3 separate regions of the Homo sapiens genome follow, and all the other regions are linked to region 3. A link is an interaction called in ENCODE POLR2A ChIA-PET data of the cell type or tissue named here. Cell type or tissue: A673. All regions are shown on one strand.

Region 1 (5,000 bases), 640 kb after region 3:
GAGATATATTTAAAATCAAAAGCTTAAAATTAAATCATTAGAAAAACTGTTCACTCTACAGGAAACCTAGCTAATGTGCTTGGGAGACTCTGACATTTGAAAACTATACCAAATAACTTAGCTTTCCTGCAGTAGGAAGTGAATAGCACGGACTTCCACATTTTTTCCTAACACTCTGTCAGCTGATTTGTTTTAGAATGCAGACCATTTTTACACCACAGGCACCCTAATTTTGTATTATAGGAGTGGGGAAACAACGCACCACTAATATCTAATTCCTCTCTCCTAAAGAGGCATTATAAATGTACATTGTTTTATAGAAAACTTTCCCTACTAGTTCACGTGAGGATGGACTGTGCCTGAATGGGCGCCCTGGAACACCTCTTCCTCCAGTCCCCAGAGGCTTTGGGGGAAACCCCGTCTCGCGAATAACGCTTGAATCTACAGACATGGATAATCCATTGCACTACATATGTCTACTGGTTCCTAAATTCCACTTAGCATTTTCGTACCTCCAACTATAGTGGGAAGGAGGAAGAGAAGAGCCAAAGGGGAAGTAGGGGGTGATCAACAAAGAGGAGTTGACTTCCAAGAATTGAAGAGAAATCTGAAGGAGGTATCATTTGCAGCCATGAGGTCTTTAGAGCGGTGGGAGTGAAGCTGGATGCAGATAAGAGCTCCCATCTGAGCAAAGATTATTTTATTGTCTTCACAGGAGAAGAAGGCTTTATATTCCCTCCAGAGCCCCCCGAGATGTGAGAGAAGGGCCCTGCTCTGTAGGCCATCCCAAGTACCGTCCTTGAAAGCGTCTGGATTCCCGTCCCAGGCCTATAGAGCCCCTGTCCTGATGCGCCCATGCCTCCCTGAAGCGCTGTCTGTACCCGGGCGCAGGAACTCGTGGCGGCCGGGCGGTCCTGAAGGTGGAGGAGCGCGGGGCCCAGCTGGGGTACGCGCCGAGCAAGAACCCGCACGGAGCCGGCGCGCCGCGGCTGGGCTTCAAGGCCGCCGCGCCAAATCCCTGGCTGCGACGTGTATGCGAATCGTTAGGAGGAGGCGGGAGGACAGCCACACTGAGGGCCTCTTCACTAAAGAATGAAGTCTGACGGCGGGAATGGGGGTGGGTGGGGGCGGGAATCCATCAGCTCCACAAAGTGACAGGGCCCTTTTATCGTAAATCAAGTTCAATCTCGCTCTCGCGAAGGTCCTCTTTTTTCGGCGGAGCTCCCGCAGGGGCGACTCGCTGTCCCAGACCAGATAGTAGCAAGAGCTGGGAGAGACCCAAATCTGCAGGGAGAGGGCGCGGGCTGAGAGCCGCGGTGGGGAGCAGGGCCTGGGCCCAGCGCGACCTGCAGGGCTGCTGCCTCGGGAGCGCTTCTGCTCTGCCTGCGGTGGCCGAGGCGGCGGCTCGCCGAGCGCGCTCCGAGCTGTGCGAACAGAGGAAGTATGTGCCAGTTAGAAGGGTTCCGCCGGCCACCTCGTCGCAGCCGCGGCGCAAGGTCTTGGAGCCGCAGACCTGAGGCCCGGCTCCTCCCTCCTCGGCTTCCACTAAGAACTTATTAAATAGGGACGATTCACAGTTGATCTGTCACTGAGCACTACTTACCCCGAGATCTTTGGGTTTTTGAATTACTTTATTGATCTGAAGATTTTGTTCTTTGGAATGTGACCCTGTTTGGACTTAGAGCTAATCAGGAAACGCTGCCGGGGAGGTTGCTTTGTAATCACTTTGCTTACCTCCCCCCGGGCGCCGCCGACCCTTCCTAGACGCCTCCGCTGCGGCCGCCTAGGCTTTTACCCGGAACCCGCCAGCCCAGGTTACCTAGCTCCACCCGGCGCCCTGGGAGCTGTCTGTGGTGCTAGCACACAGAAACCGGGAGCGGGAGACCCAGTGGACAAGGAGAGGAGAGAGGAGACAAACTGAGAATGTAAGGTTAACCGAGACGGTCCACCCAGCAACACTCAAACTGACAAAGACCTTCAAAATTCAGCCGGAAGGACCGGGGGAAATAGTCCCTTCTGGGTCATCTCATCGCCCCGAGACAGATGACCTGGTTTTCTAATCCAAGAGGCCAATGACACCTCCCTTTCTCTGAAAGCACACCTCCCCACAGCCCCACACACCCCTCTCACTTACCCCTACCCAGCCCTGGGGATAAGGTAAGAAGTCAGGGCACTCGGCACTGGACCCTTATGATAAGTGGCCCTAACTCCAGAAAAAGACACAAATGTTAGCAAAGAAGCCTGGAGATGACTAAAAAGTGGGACTGGGTAAAGACCTAGTGGGAGACTTAAGGAGCTTGGGGATACTGTTCCAGAGTCCATAGGAGTAATCCCTGGAGAGGCCCCCACTCACTCATCTGCGCACACCGCTCTCTAGTCAACAGCCAGGGTACAGAGCAAGCCCGAATTCCCTCACCAAAGATTCAGAGATGCAAAAGAAACATCATTTCCCTGCAAGGCTTGACCCCGCCCCTGAGCATGTCCACCAGTGGTGAAAAGTCTCATTCTTTCCAAGCATGTTGACTTCAAGCTTGGTTTTTTCAAAAACCAGGCAGCTCTCTTCCAGTACATTTTTGTAACCACGTGGCTTAACAAGAACTAAAGTTTCCCTAGCCCTGGGGAGAGCTTTTCCAAATATTTTTAGAAAGTTAAAAATATAACAAAACAAACTACTCACAAGCCACTTGTTTAAAGAGGGGAGGTGGGATCCGACAGACTCCTGGGGAAGGGCTGCCTAGGCAGGAGTCAGATGGCAGGGAGGGAGGAGGAGGGAGAGTAAGCAGTTTTATTTGCAAGGGAGGAAATCAACTGTCTAATTTGCCATCGTGTGGGCTTTCATTTTAAGGGGTGGAGCAAAATTAAACGGATACAGGGTGGTAGGTATCTTTGCTGGAGGCATGGAGCCAAGAAGCAATCACTACTTTGCAACTCATTGAAAAATCACTAGTTTGGGCTAGAACAGCTGGCTGCTAGCCGGGGAGTTAACTTCTTCCTTCACACTCACTACAGATTTGTGTAGGTTTGCTGGGGTCCCTGAGCTGATCTTGGTGTTGGCAAATCTAAGAGGCCTTTGTAGGTCTTTAAACGTCTCTCTGAAATAACTTTGTATTACTGTGTTTCTGTAGGAAGCAAAGATTGCCACTGAAAATCTCTGTTTTTCTAGCCTCCGACTTAATCAAAGGAGCAATCTAAATGGAGTCCAGCCACGGAGTGCCCTTCAGACACCAGCTGAAGGTGGGAAAAAAGAAAAAGAGTACAGTTCCCAGGGACAGCTGTCCTCTGCTTCTCTGTAACTCCAGATTTCCCATGAGAATAGGCCTCTGCCTGTTACCTTGTTCCTTGCTTCTCAGAAAACCTGGAGTTGCACTCTTCACCTCCTAGCCAACCTCCTAATTTAGTTGAGCAGGCACAGAAGGAAAGAAGGACCCTTTGTGAAGAAAAAAATTGAGTTTGCATTTGACTTTTAAGCAGGTGACTTTTGAATACTAGGGCACCTGCTGAGGTGCCCTTTGCAGTACTGCTGCAGAAAAAGAAGGAAAGAAAAGAAAGAAAAGGAAAGGAAGAAAGAAAGAAAGAAAGAAAGAAAGAGAGAAAGGAAAATAAAAGAAAAAAAGAAAGGAAGGAGAGAAGGGAGGGAGGGAGGGAGGGAGGGAGGAAGGAAGGAAGGAAGGAAGGAAGGAAGGAAGGAAGGAAGGAAGGAAGGAACCAGGCACCCACCCAACTTTCTTCCTGGGACAATATCCCCCACCCCACAACATCCAATCTGCCAACTTGTATGCAACAGCAGGTAACCAAACAAATTTAGAAAGGACATTGACACATTCAGCTGCATGATTTAGGGGGTGAAAGAAAACATGACTTTGAAGAAACTTGGATTTGGGGAGGACCCTAATGGATCCTGAGTAATTGCTAGCAGCAGAGCAATATGAGGTTGATTAAGAGATCTTGGTCTCTGTAGGCACAGTGCTTCCCCCTGCATTGTCCACCTCAGGAGTCCAAGTTCAGCCTTGAGTGTAAAGCGGCAGTGGGCAGACTTCCCGGCCCACCATCCTGCAGGTGGCTGGGGACTGCTGGCAGCAAATGGGTGCTCTGGCCTTATTTGGATTTGTAGTTTTGTGTGTTTTTCATACCTGGATCTGAGTTAATTCTTTGTAAAGATTCTTTGTATGCATAAACTCTGTGGCCTCTCAAATCCCTCCTTGTGCCTAGAGTTGACCAGCCCCAGTTTCAGTGCAAACAGAAGCTATAGCACCCTCAAACCTTGGAGAGTGCCTTTTTAGGCCTAGGCAGACCACTTTTAAACTGTTTAAACTTGATCAAAAAACCCAACTGCAAGATGAAACAAGGAGGGTCTGCTAAGTGCCTAGGTATTGGACATCCTAACTGGACATAGCGGCGCCCAATTTCCAGCCAAGCCCAGCTAGCTGAGTTTGTCTCAGCTAAGCAGGCAGAAAATGAGAAGGGCCAGTCCAGACCCTTTTGTTAGAATCAAACAAGACCAAGACCAAGTTTAAAGCAAACTGATGAGCTGGAGAGAAATCTGCAAACCACTTCCTAATTAGCCAAGGTCTGATCAAGGTGCCCCCAGGCAATTTCCACCTGGATTTCACTTTTCTTCCCTCCTTCTTTCCCACCCCTCCTAAATATACATTCCCACATCACTTCACATTTTTAAAAACATTTTTAACTACACTAAGGTTCAACCATCAGAGAAAGTTGGAGGCCAGGTCCAGATGTATTTTAGCTGCTTGTATTACCCCTTTGTCACTGTACTAGGGCAGGAGTGAGGATAGAAATGTGAGGATGCCCAGATAGGAGGTCTGACTCTGGCTACTCAGGAAGTGACCCGGGGGCTGGAGAGGAGTAGGAGCAACCTGGGAACTGTATGCTCCACTAAGTGGCTCCTTCATACAGTCCTGAGCACTGAGCCTGGTGGGGAGCCAGCCTGGCGGGGGGTGAGGGGTGGTGCTTATGACTGACTTAGGCCAGGGTGCTACAAA
Region 2 (5,000 bases), 57 kb after region 3:
AAAGCTTGAGAGATGCCACGGACAGCTAAAACAAGACTCAATTATTGAAATCCTCTAATAATCAAAGGCCCTTCCCACATAGGAAAGTGAGTGTTTTCAGATAAAAAATGATTTATCAGTGCCACTCTGATTCTAAGATGTTAATTCTGACAGCTGTCCTAGGGTTGCCCCAAATCTCCTTAAATTTTCTTCCTTGCTCCTTTTCTTCAGCTTGATCTAAGAGCTGGGTTACCAGACCTCACAAATAAAAACACAACACCAACTAAATTTGAATTTCAGACAAACAAAAACTAATTTTTTAGTATAAGTGTGTCCCACGTAATTCGATAGATGCAACCATATCTGAGAAGCCTGTAGACAGGCATGTTTCCCAGCCATGGAGCCTCATCGGAGGCTAGCACCCAGCCCTGGTGATAGCTTAATAAGCTGCATCTACATATTTTAGGGAAGGTTCTCCCATAAATGGTGCCATATGTCCTATCCTATGCGTGGCCTCCCAGAAAAAGTCTGGCCAACCAGGCTTTACCTGCCCTAAATTTAGAATTCCACATCTGGCAACCACTTAGGAAAAGGGATACAGAATAAAAACTGGCTTTGATGATATTATGCCAACAATTGTCAGTAGATCAGCTGCCTTGTAATGCAGCATGTGTTCCTCATTTGGCTTTGTTAGCTACCAGGAGGTCTTTTTGCAAATAAGGCATCATTACATTCACTGCTACCACTTTTGAAACCTTTCTTTGGTTGATCTCCATTCCCCACCCCCGTCTGAACATGGCACACCACCTTTGATGAGGGCATGCTGCCAGCAGAGCAGATGGCTGTGAACCTTGGCATGCCAGGAAGCCATTAGGTTCATCAGTATGAGCAACAGGGGGTAAGTTTCTATCTGCAAATGTAAAATTAACAGCCCTTGCAGGGCAAAGGGCAGAAGCCCTCTTGATCCAAGGGGGCTGACTTTTCAGTCTCATATATGGTCTCTGCAGAGCTGCAAGTTTAGAGCAAGGCATGAAGGAGTGGCCTCAGGAGAGACCTAGCCCGAGAGGAACGGGCTGCTGAAATTGACAAAAGGCTTCATTTCTACTTGGCTAGAGGACTGTGAGGGCCAGGGCTGCTTGTGGGTGACAGCAAGTGAATTCACCAGCAGCCAGCTTTCCATTTCTGTTGAGTAATCTCCTGTAGAGAAGCAGCAAGCCTGCCAAGGACAGACTGTGTTCTAGTTTACACCAGAGACCATAGTGTCCCCCTAAACCTGAATTCTTTGGCATTTACTTATCCAGCAGACACAGGTAAAATGAAAACAGCTTTCCTTAAACCGGGGATGACAATTGAAGAAGGCATTATGGAAAGGATAAAAATTTGTTGGAAAAATATATAGGTTTTCAATTTGTTTTCTTTTAATCTTTTTTTTTTGCTTAAAATGCTTGATCATTAGAAAAACTTCACATACCGCTGGGCACGGTGGCTCATGCCTGTAATCCCAGAACTTTGGGAGGCTGAGGTGGGCGGATCACTAGGTCACGAGATTGAGACCATCCTGGCCAACATGGTGAAACCCTGTCTCTAGTAAAAATACAAAAATAATCTGAGCGTGGTGGCGTGTGCCTGTAATCCCAGCTACTCGGGAGGCTGAGGCAGGAGAATAGCTTGAACTGGGGAGTTGGAGGTTGCAGTGAGCCGAGATCGTGCCTCTGCACTCCAGCCTGGTGACAGAGCGAGACTCCATCTCAAACAAACAAACAAAAAAAGTAAAATACTACAGAAATACACAAGAAAAATGGATGTCTCTTCTAACCCATGTACCTAAAAGATACTTACATTAATGATTTGTTATATATTTGTGTGTGTTATATGTGTGTGATATTTTTCTTGAATATCAGGTGTCCACTTTGAAATCATAGTTTTCTTTAGATCAAGAAACCTATTTTTTCCTCTTTATTAAAATATTCTCATCAAGGTAGAAGTCAATAAAAATATCTTTAGCTGAAGAGAATCAACCTGCCAGACATGAATCTTTTGTTTACTCCTAAATTCAGTGAAATTGCTGGACTCTCTTATTTTCAGTTTTAATGGTCATATTATCAATTTCATGCCAGCCAGTGTAAAATGATTTCCTATTTAGAAATGTTGTGGTTGATATTTCATTACATTTTCTTTTTTAAAATGGTTCCTCAAATCCTCTTCCTATGCTGGTCTCTTAAGCCATTGATGTTGCTCAGATTTTCTCTTGTTGGCCCGTTGCTCTGGTACTGACCTCTTTTCTGACTTCTGACCTATTTATTCAAATGTATGCTAGATATAAGTACTTGGATGTTTTGCATATTTCCCAAACTCTGTTTATCCCCTTGTCTGAGTCTCAATCAATTAATATTAAATATACTACCACACATCAGATCATCCGTGTCAGAAATATGATCTTCCTCACTCTCTCTCTTTTCATAGCTCTTCATACCACATTCAATCCATCATCAAGACCAAGAGGTTTTATTACCCAAATATTTCTCAAATCTTTACTTTCAAAGACATCCTACTTTTCAAAGACTATCTAAATTCATTCCCTGAAAATAGACCTGTTACATTCTGCCAAAATGCAATTTCAGTAAAAACACTTTGCCACAGACAACTGAAGTAATGCCGTCCAAGTACCAAGCTCTCTGTGACCCGGCTTAACCCAGTAGTAGAACTCAAAGATCTAAGAGGAATGTATTGACTCTCTCCCTGAGGAAATTCTCCAAAAGCTATTTCTTTAAGCTGAAAATTTGATAAGATGTACTCCCTAAAATGTATCTGCATCACAGCTGGTATATAGTGCCAAATAAAGAGTTATGTCTATATTTTTGTTTGTTTGTTTTTGAGACGGAGTCTCACTCTGTTGCCAGGCTAGAGTGCAGTGGCGTGATCTTGGCTCACTGCAACCTCCACCTCCCAGGTTCAAGTGATTATCCTGCCTCAGCCTCCCGAGTAGCTGGGACCACAGGTGCCCACCACCACGCCCGGCTAATTTTTGTATTTTTAATAGAGATGGGGTTTCACCATGTTGGGCAGGATAGTCTCGATGTCCTAACCTGGTGATCCGCCCGCCTCAGCCTCCCAAAGTGCTGGGATTACAGGCGTGAGCCACCGCTCCCGGCATGTCTACCTTAACAGACAATTAAGCAAAGATAAGTTTGATATTCCGTTGTGGAATTTGAGCAAGGAAGGCTGCCTGGAGAGAAGGGCTTATCTCTGCTTTAAAATGAGCCAAGTGAGTATCTGTAGATAGGTCCAGAGTTCAACTCAGAAAAACAGTTATGAATCTGTTCTAATGTCAACACAAATGTGTGATTGAGGGCCCGAAGTGTTATTCCATAGAATAAGGCTAGCCTGGGGAAATGTTAAAATAGATTTAACTTGATATCTGACTTTACCTTTAGAAAAAAACCACAAACGTCAAACACTGTAAGCATGCTCACCTTTAGCAATCCTGAATCCTGGTCTGTCATAACCTCCAAGATAAACAATGGTGAAATGTGTACCAATGTCAGTGATCAAGGCTACTTGTTGCTTGAGATCTTGATTTATAAACCAGGTAAGATCTAGGCCAGTGATACTAAATACAATAGATCTAGATTTAGAATAGACATTTTGTAGCCATACTTTCTGGCAAAACTAACAACCAGTACCAGTTGCTCTAAGGCATCAGGTAAATATTAAAAATTTGCTTGTTTTTCTTTTCTCTAAAAACCAGCATGCAGTGATGATAGTGGGAGTCTTCATTTATTCTAAGTATGCTATATTTCATTTTTACCATCTAAAAAACAAGTATTAGAAAAGAACACTGATATTTTCAGTGGTTGTCAAAGTATTGGGAAATGTACTGATGATATGCTATCATGAAAACAGGTTTTTGAAAAAAACCAATGATGAGCGCCATCTAGTCCTAATTATCCTCCAGAGAGTTCTATATTTGGTTTGGAGGAATGTTTGGTCTTAAAAATTACATGAGCTGGAATGGTAATCCTGGAATGGGATGGCGGGAGGGGCGGGGTGGGAAGGGATGGTGGTGAACAGTCATGCTTGAAGAAAATAAACCTGCTGACTGTGTGTTGCTCATCGTCAGCTGAAAATCCTGCAGTCAGCTGAGAACTGTCCAGTCTTCTTTCTGCATCTTTTTATACTCTTTGGATTTCTAAAATTTAACAGTAGCTTTAAAGGTGAGTGAGAGGCCCAGGTCTGGTAACACTCATTGTCTAAGTAATCTGAAACATGGGATCAGGAAGATCAAGAGTGATGGTTCCTTTTGGGAAAACTGAGTCAGTGTTCAGCATCCAAGTTATTCCTGGACATTTCCAACCTAGGAAGCCACCCAGTCTCTTTGGCATTTGGTATTAGTTGGTGGCTGGCCTAAGGAGAGATACTTAACGTATTTATCTTTTTACGCTTCACAATATTATTAGACACAGAGCTGATGTTCTATAAACTTTTGGACAATGGATAGTGGAGATCAGGGCATGCTCTTGGAAGGTGAAACAGTGACATAGCTTTGCAATCAGCACCAGGGAGGAAGTCATTTATGAACAGATGGGCTCTATTGCCTCTATGACAAGAAACATGCAAGTTAGTCTAAAAATCAACTACTTATTTATAATTAGAAAGCTAACCAAGATATACTCAATTTACTTTAGATTGGCGATGTAGTCAAATTTTACCAAGGTCTATCCATGGGATCAAACAGGACACGGTATCTTGGGTTGGCCAGAAGTCCTTAAATAGTGAGGCTGGCCTATTATTCCCTTTTTCATGGCTCCAAAGAGAGTAGGGAAAACACTGAACTGTCCAAAATCAAAGTAAAATTTTGCAATATTAAATCTCATCACATCAGCTTCTTTAATGTGTGATATGGTTTGGGTTTGTGTTCCCGCCCAAATCTCATGTCAAATTGTAATCCCTAATGTTGGAGGAAGGGCCTGATGAGAGGTGATTAGATCATGTGGGTGGATTTCCCCCTTGCTGTTCTCATG
Region 3 (5,000 bases):
TGTAAGAGAAACTTTGCTTCAAATGAGAGAGTCCCTTCAAAATGGTCACCTTGGAAAGGTAAGCACTTGTTGTAATGATGTTATCCTTACTCACATTATTTATAAAACACTTGTTTTAGAATTTCTTCTGGATGCTATTGCACTTTTGTTTTTTGGTAATGTTTTCAGTAATGGAAAATATCTTCCTCTGTGGAGGGATGAGTTTGATTTTTAGAAATAGTAAAAGTCCTTCAGAAACAGGTCCATTGAAACAGCAAACAAACTATTCATGGTCAAAGATAGGAAGCATGACCACAGTGCAATAAGACAAATTTTCTTACATTGGAAAAAAACCAAAACTGCCTGCGATGGTTATGTTGGTTTTGTATGTGAGACAAATTAGAAAGGCAGGTAGAATTCAAATTATAGAGGTTTGCATTGCAAAGCAAATGACTTTGAATATAATTTTAAATGCAATGGGAGATTATTTAAAGGTTTTTGGGCAGTGGAATGACATATATAATAATAATGAAAGTAGGGGAAGTGAATAGTGTGTGAAAAACCAACTCAAATGTCTTTTTGAGATCTAGGACATTATGATTTTCTTACAATGTACTGACATAATAACTCTTGTCAGGAAAAGGAAATGATTTGGCGTGATTTATTAGTAAACTGCTATTCTATTCTTTTAGGGTAGAAAAAATTTGCCTTGATGGAGAGGACAGAAGTGGGAGAGGGGAAAAGAAGGATTAATCAGTGTGACCGTGGGTCATTAATTGATTAAATCACCAGTTAAATTATTCAGTAATTAATACTTTAAGAATTCTTTTAAAATGGTGCACAACACCTTTTAAAGGGGACTATATATTTTATCTTATTTGTATCTTGGTGTATTTTCTATAATGCCTAAAATTTAGAAATAATGTTTTATTAGTGATTAGTTGAGTGGTCTTTTACCCTGAACTTTTTTTTCTTTCTGAGAGCATCGACATTCACTTGGTTGAATTAGAAACTTCTGAGTTATTCTAAACACTTTACTTTTCTATGCCATCCACATTAAATATACAATAAAGTCCTACTTTGCCACAATATCACTGCCTTATTTTAGGTAATCATAAATTGCGTATAAACTGTAACAGCTTTCTAATTGATCTTTTAAAATACCATCTCAATACCCTTTGATATGTATTGGTTAATTCATTTAATCATGCACAAAATTAACAAATGGCTTCTATACCAGGTACTGTGTTGGGTTCTGGGTATACCATAACAAAAAAAGTAGACAGCATCCCTGCTTTCATAGATTTATAATTTAGTGGGAATATGGGTATAAACTTAAAAATGATTATGAAATGTAATCAATGCTAGGAAAAGACGGGGATGAGGGGGAACACAGTGTAGCCACATTAATCTTTCTAAAGATAAATCTGACTATGCTTTAAATCTTGCATTTATTTCCAATTGCCTGCAGGATTAAATCTAGACTATTTAAAATTGCTCACAAGTAACCGTATGTTTGAACCCTAATATCTAGCACAGTATCAAACTCATAGAGGGTCAATGAGTATTAGTGGAATGAATGAATGATAAAACTTAAAAATGGTTTAAAGACAATTCTGCACTTACTTGCATTAATAAAATTTGTTAGTTTTGAAACAGATTGCCAAATACTTTATGAAAGGGAAAATAATGTTTCCATCACTGTTTGAGCCCAGATTGCTTTTAGAATTATGTTTTTTATTATTGAAAACACTGCTATAATTTTAATGGAAATATCAGAATGTCCTATTACTATAAAGCGTAAAGCCTTGCTTTTTTGTGTGTGGCAGGAGAAGTCTGTAGCAAGGGTAGTGAAAAACAGATTGACATTTGGTCATTATTTCTTATCAAGGGTGTTTTACTTGTAATGCTATTTGACAGCTATATTCTAGGTCTGACAGCATTGAACCAGCTTAATTCCCACTGAACTGCTCTAAATAGGCAGTATTGCAATCAGTTTAACAACCCCTGGAGGCAATAAAATCTCTCCTTTGAACGAATACTCAAGGGGAAGAAATCTAAGATTTATAAAGGGCAGCAAGTATTCAAGAAAGGGGCAAAGTTTATGTGTGAGCCTATAATTGATGTTTCCTTTGTTGGAAAAGAAAGCTTGAGGATGCTTTAAGAATTAATCTTTAACAAGTTCTAATCTGCACTAACAAGTGTGTTCAAGATGAGTGAAAGAGATATGTGATTCTGAGAATAGAGTTGCTTCCAGCCAACTAAGAAAATTTGGAGGGGTCATAAAAGTATGAGAAAGAAACTTTAAAATTAAACTGGATGACTTTAGCTTCATCTCTTTGAGGTCTGTGCCAGAGGGTTGCCATTGCTACAGACTGTGTTGATTATGCTTTACGATTGGCTCGTGGTTTGTACTTGCCTAATATATATGAACCTGTATGAAGAAATTTCCAGACAAATATAAAATCATCCTCATTCTAAATGAGCTTGGCTGTTTATCTTCTGTTGGTGGTAATTTAGTTAAACAGTTTAAGCAGGATTTACATTAAGATAGTCCTAGGTTTAAATCTCTGTTCCCACCACGGCTAGCTGTGGTGGAACACCCTGTCCTTGGGGATGTTATGCTATTATTCACAGCTATCTCATCTGCAAAATGAGGGTGAAGTTCCTATGGACTGGGGAGGTTTGGAAGTATGTAGCTCAGGAGAAGCGTTTTATTCATTCTGAACCAAGGAGTAATAGCTGGTTTAAATGAGGTCTTACTATGTGCTAAACAGCTATGCTAAGGCCTTTAAACTGCTAGATCCTCACAGTAACCATATAATGTAGGTACAATAGTATAGTACAAAGAATGCTCTGAGGTTGGGGGATATTAGGAGAAATAGGTCAAAATACGTAACCAACCTGTTATTTTTCAAACACCTGTGCTCAAGCAATCCTCTTACCTTAGCCTCCCAAAGTGCTTAGATTACAGGCATGAAGTCACCATGCCAGGTACTTGTTACTTATGTCTCCAGGACTTAATTGCTAGGGAAGTAACTTTGTCCTTGTCAGTGGAACCCACGAAGCTTGGTGCTGAAACTTTGGAAATCCTCAGCACATCTGGGTGGTCATGTCCCCTAGGATGGTAGTGGGGCAGGCACTACCATCAAATTTCCAGGGACAGCTATTGTCATTTCTCCATTTTAATATTTATGTAGTACGTATGTACATATGCATATACATATATATACACATATATTTCTGTGTGTGTATGGGCATATTATTGATTCCTACAGCCCTGGTTCTTTACCTCACCACTTGCACTCATGTTGCTGGCTGCAACTTCTATAACGCTAGCAGAACCAGTCAAGAGGATAAACTTTCCGTGCTTTCCTTATATATACTGCTCCTTCTGACTAGGACTGTCATCCTTAACCATCTATTTAATTTATTAAATTCCATTCATCTTTTGAGTCTCAGGTTAAGTATTATGTCCTCCAGCAATTTACAATGTCATTGTAATAGTCATTTTTACTGTTTACCAGTATCCCTCCCTTCCTTCCTTCCTCCCTCCCTCCTTTTCCTTCCTTCCTCCTTCCTTCCTTCCTTCCTTCCTTCCTTCCTTCCTTCCTTCCTTCCTTCCTTTCTTTCTCTCTCTCTCTCACTAGCTAAAAGGCAGCAAAGCCATGTATCTCACACATGCAAAGTCTGTTGTGTGTTTCAGCGACTCTACATGGCAGCTGCCCTCCATACATTGATTCACCATTACGCTTCCATGTCAACAAAAGCTTTCAGAATTGCCAAGGCAGAGGAAGAGAGAGAGGGACTTGAACACAAAAATTACGTCCATCCATTCTGCTCACAAATTATCAGCCACATCAAACCATGGCCACACCTAAATTCAAGAAGTATCTCTCTCTCTTTCTTTCTTTTTCTTTTTCTTTCTTTCTTTCTTTCTTTCTCTTTCTTTCTTTCTTTCTTTCTTTCTTTCTTTCTTTCTTTCTTTCTTTCTTTTTCTTTCTTTCCTTTCTTTCCTTTCTTTCTTTCTTTCATTCTTTTTTTTTTTCTCTCTCTCTCTCCCCTTTTTTTCTGAGACAGGGTCTGGCTCTGTCACCCAGGCTGGAGAGCAGTGGCATGATCTTGGCTCACTGCAACCTCGGCCTGGGCTCAAGCCATCCTCCCACCTCAGCCTCCCAAGTGTCTGGGACTACAGGCGTGTGACATCATGCCCAACTAATTTTTGTATTTTTAGCAGACACTGGGTTTTGCCGTGTTTGCCCAGGCTGGTCTTAAACTCCTGAGCTCAAGCAATCCACCCGCCTTGGCCTCCCAAAATGCTGAGATTACAGGTGTGAGCCACTGCGCCTGGCCCCATATCTGTTTCTTTACTTCTGAGCATATGAGAGGATTGCACCTTCACACCTTCTTGAATTTAGGTTTGGCCACGGTTTGATGTGGCTGATAATTTGTGAGCAGAAAGGACATATGTAATTTCTGCATTCAAGTCCCTCTCTCTCTTCCTCCGCCTTGGCAATTCTGAAAGCTTGTGTTGATATGGAGGAGTAATGGTGAATCAATGTACGGAGGGCAGCTGCCATGGAGAGTTACTGAAACACACAATAGGCATTGCATGTGTGAGAGACATGGCTTTGCTGCCTTTTAGCTAGTGAGATTTTTGGGGTTGTTGGTTACTGCAACCACTGATACAGTCACTGCTGGGCCATTGGCTTGCTTCCTTATCTGTCTATAGGTGTGACTGAAGAAAACAATTGTCTTGTTCATCATTCTATCCCCAGAGCCTTGTTATGGGACTGTCTGACATATGGAAGGCAACTAATAAATCATTCATGCAATGAAATAATGATTCTACATCAAGGAAGGATCTATCTGAAGATTTAATTTCCACAGTAGTAGAACCCTTGGCATGGCTCTGATGTGAGATAAAGTGATAAAAAAAATTATTTGAGATGAAAAATGATAATGGTTCTGTATCTAAACTTTAGAAAATAATTTCTTTAGAAAAAAGAAAATGTTTTATG

Evidence for each region. Peaks named below come from ENCODE experiments on the same cell type or tissue, not always from the same donor. Only the 100,000 strongest peaks of a DNase experiment are listed, where the experiment ranks them.
Region 1: POLR2A ChIA-PET joins it to region 3 with 7 read pairs; 2 of 35 experiments call an interaction of 5 or more read pairs at or near these places.
Region 2: POLR2A ChIA-PET joins it to region 3 with 7 read pairs; 1 of 35 experiments calls an interaction of 5 or more read pairs at or near these places.

The regions. Positions count from the first base shown.
Region 1 is chr1:90,705,677-90,710,676 of GRCh38, forward strand. No RefSeq gene overlaps it. Among named protein-coding and RNA genes, the nearest start is that of BARHL2, 9.1 kb to the right of the region's middle. RefSeq lists an enhancer at 369-1,163. In A673, no CTCF peak of the experiment used is centred here; DNase peaks (open chromatin) are centred at 1,145, 2,475, 2,875, 3,825 and 3 weaker places; H3K4me3 peaks cover 4,390 bases; H3K27ac peaks cover 5,000 bases.
Region 2 is chr1:90,122,015-90,127,014 of GRCh38, forward strand. No RefSeq gene overlaps it. Among named protein-coding and RNA genes, the nearest start is that of ZNF326, 130 kb to the left of the region's middle. In A673, no CTCF peak of the experiment used is centred here; no DNase peak of the experiment used is centred here; H3K27ac peaks cover 538 bases.
Region 3 is chr1:90,065,387-90,070,386 of GRCh38, forward strand. No RefSeq gene overlaps it. Among named protein-coding and RNA genes, the nearest start is that of ZNF326, 73 kb to the left of the region's middle. In A673, no CTCF peak of the experiment used is centred here; DNase peaks (open chromatin) are centred at 635, 2,135, 3,015 and 3,685; H3K27ac peaks cover 4,961 bases.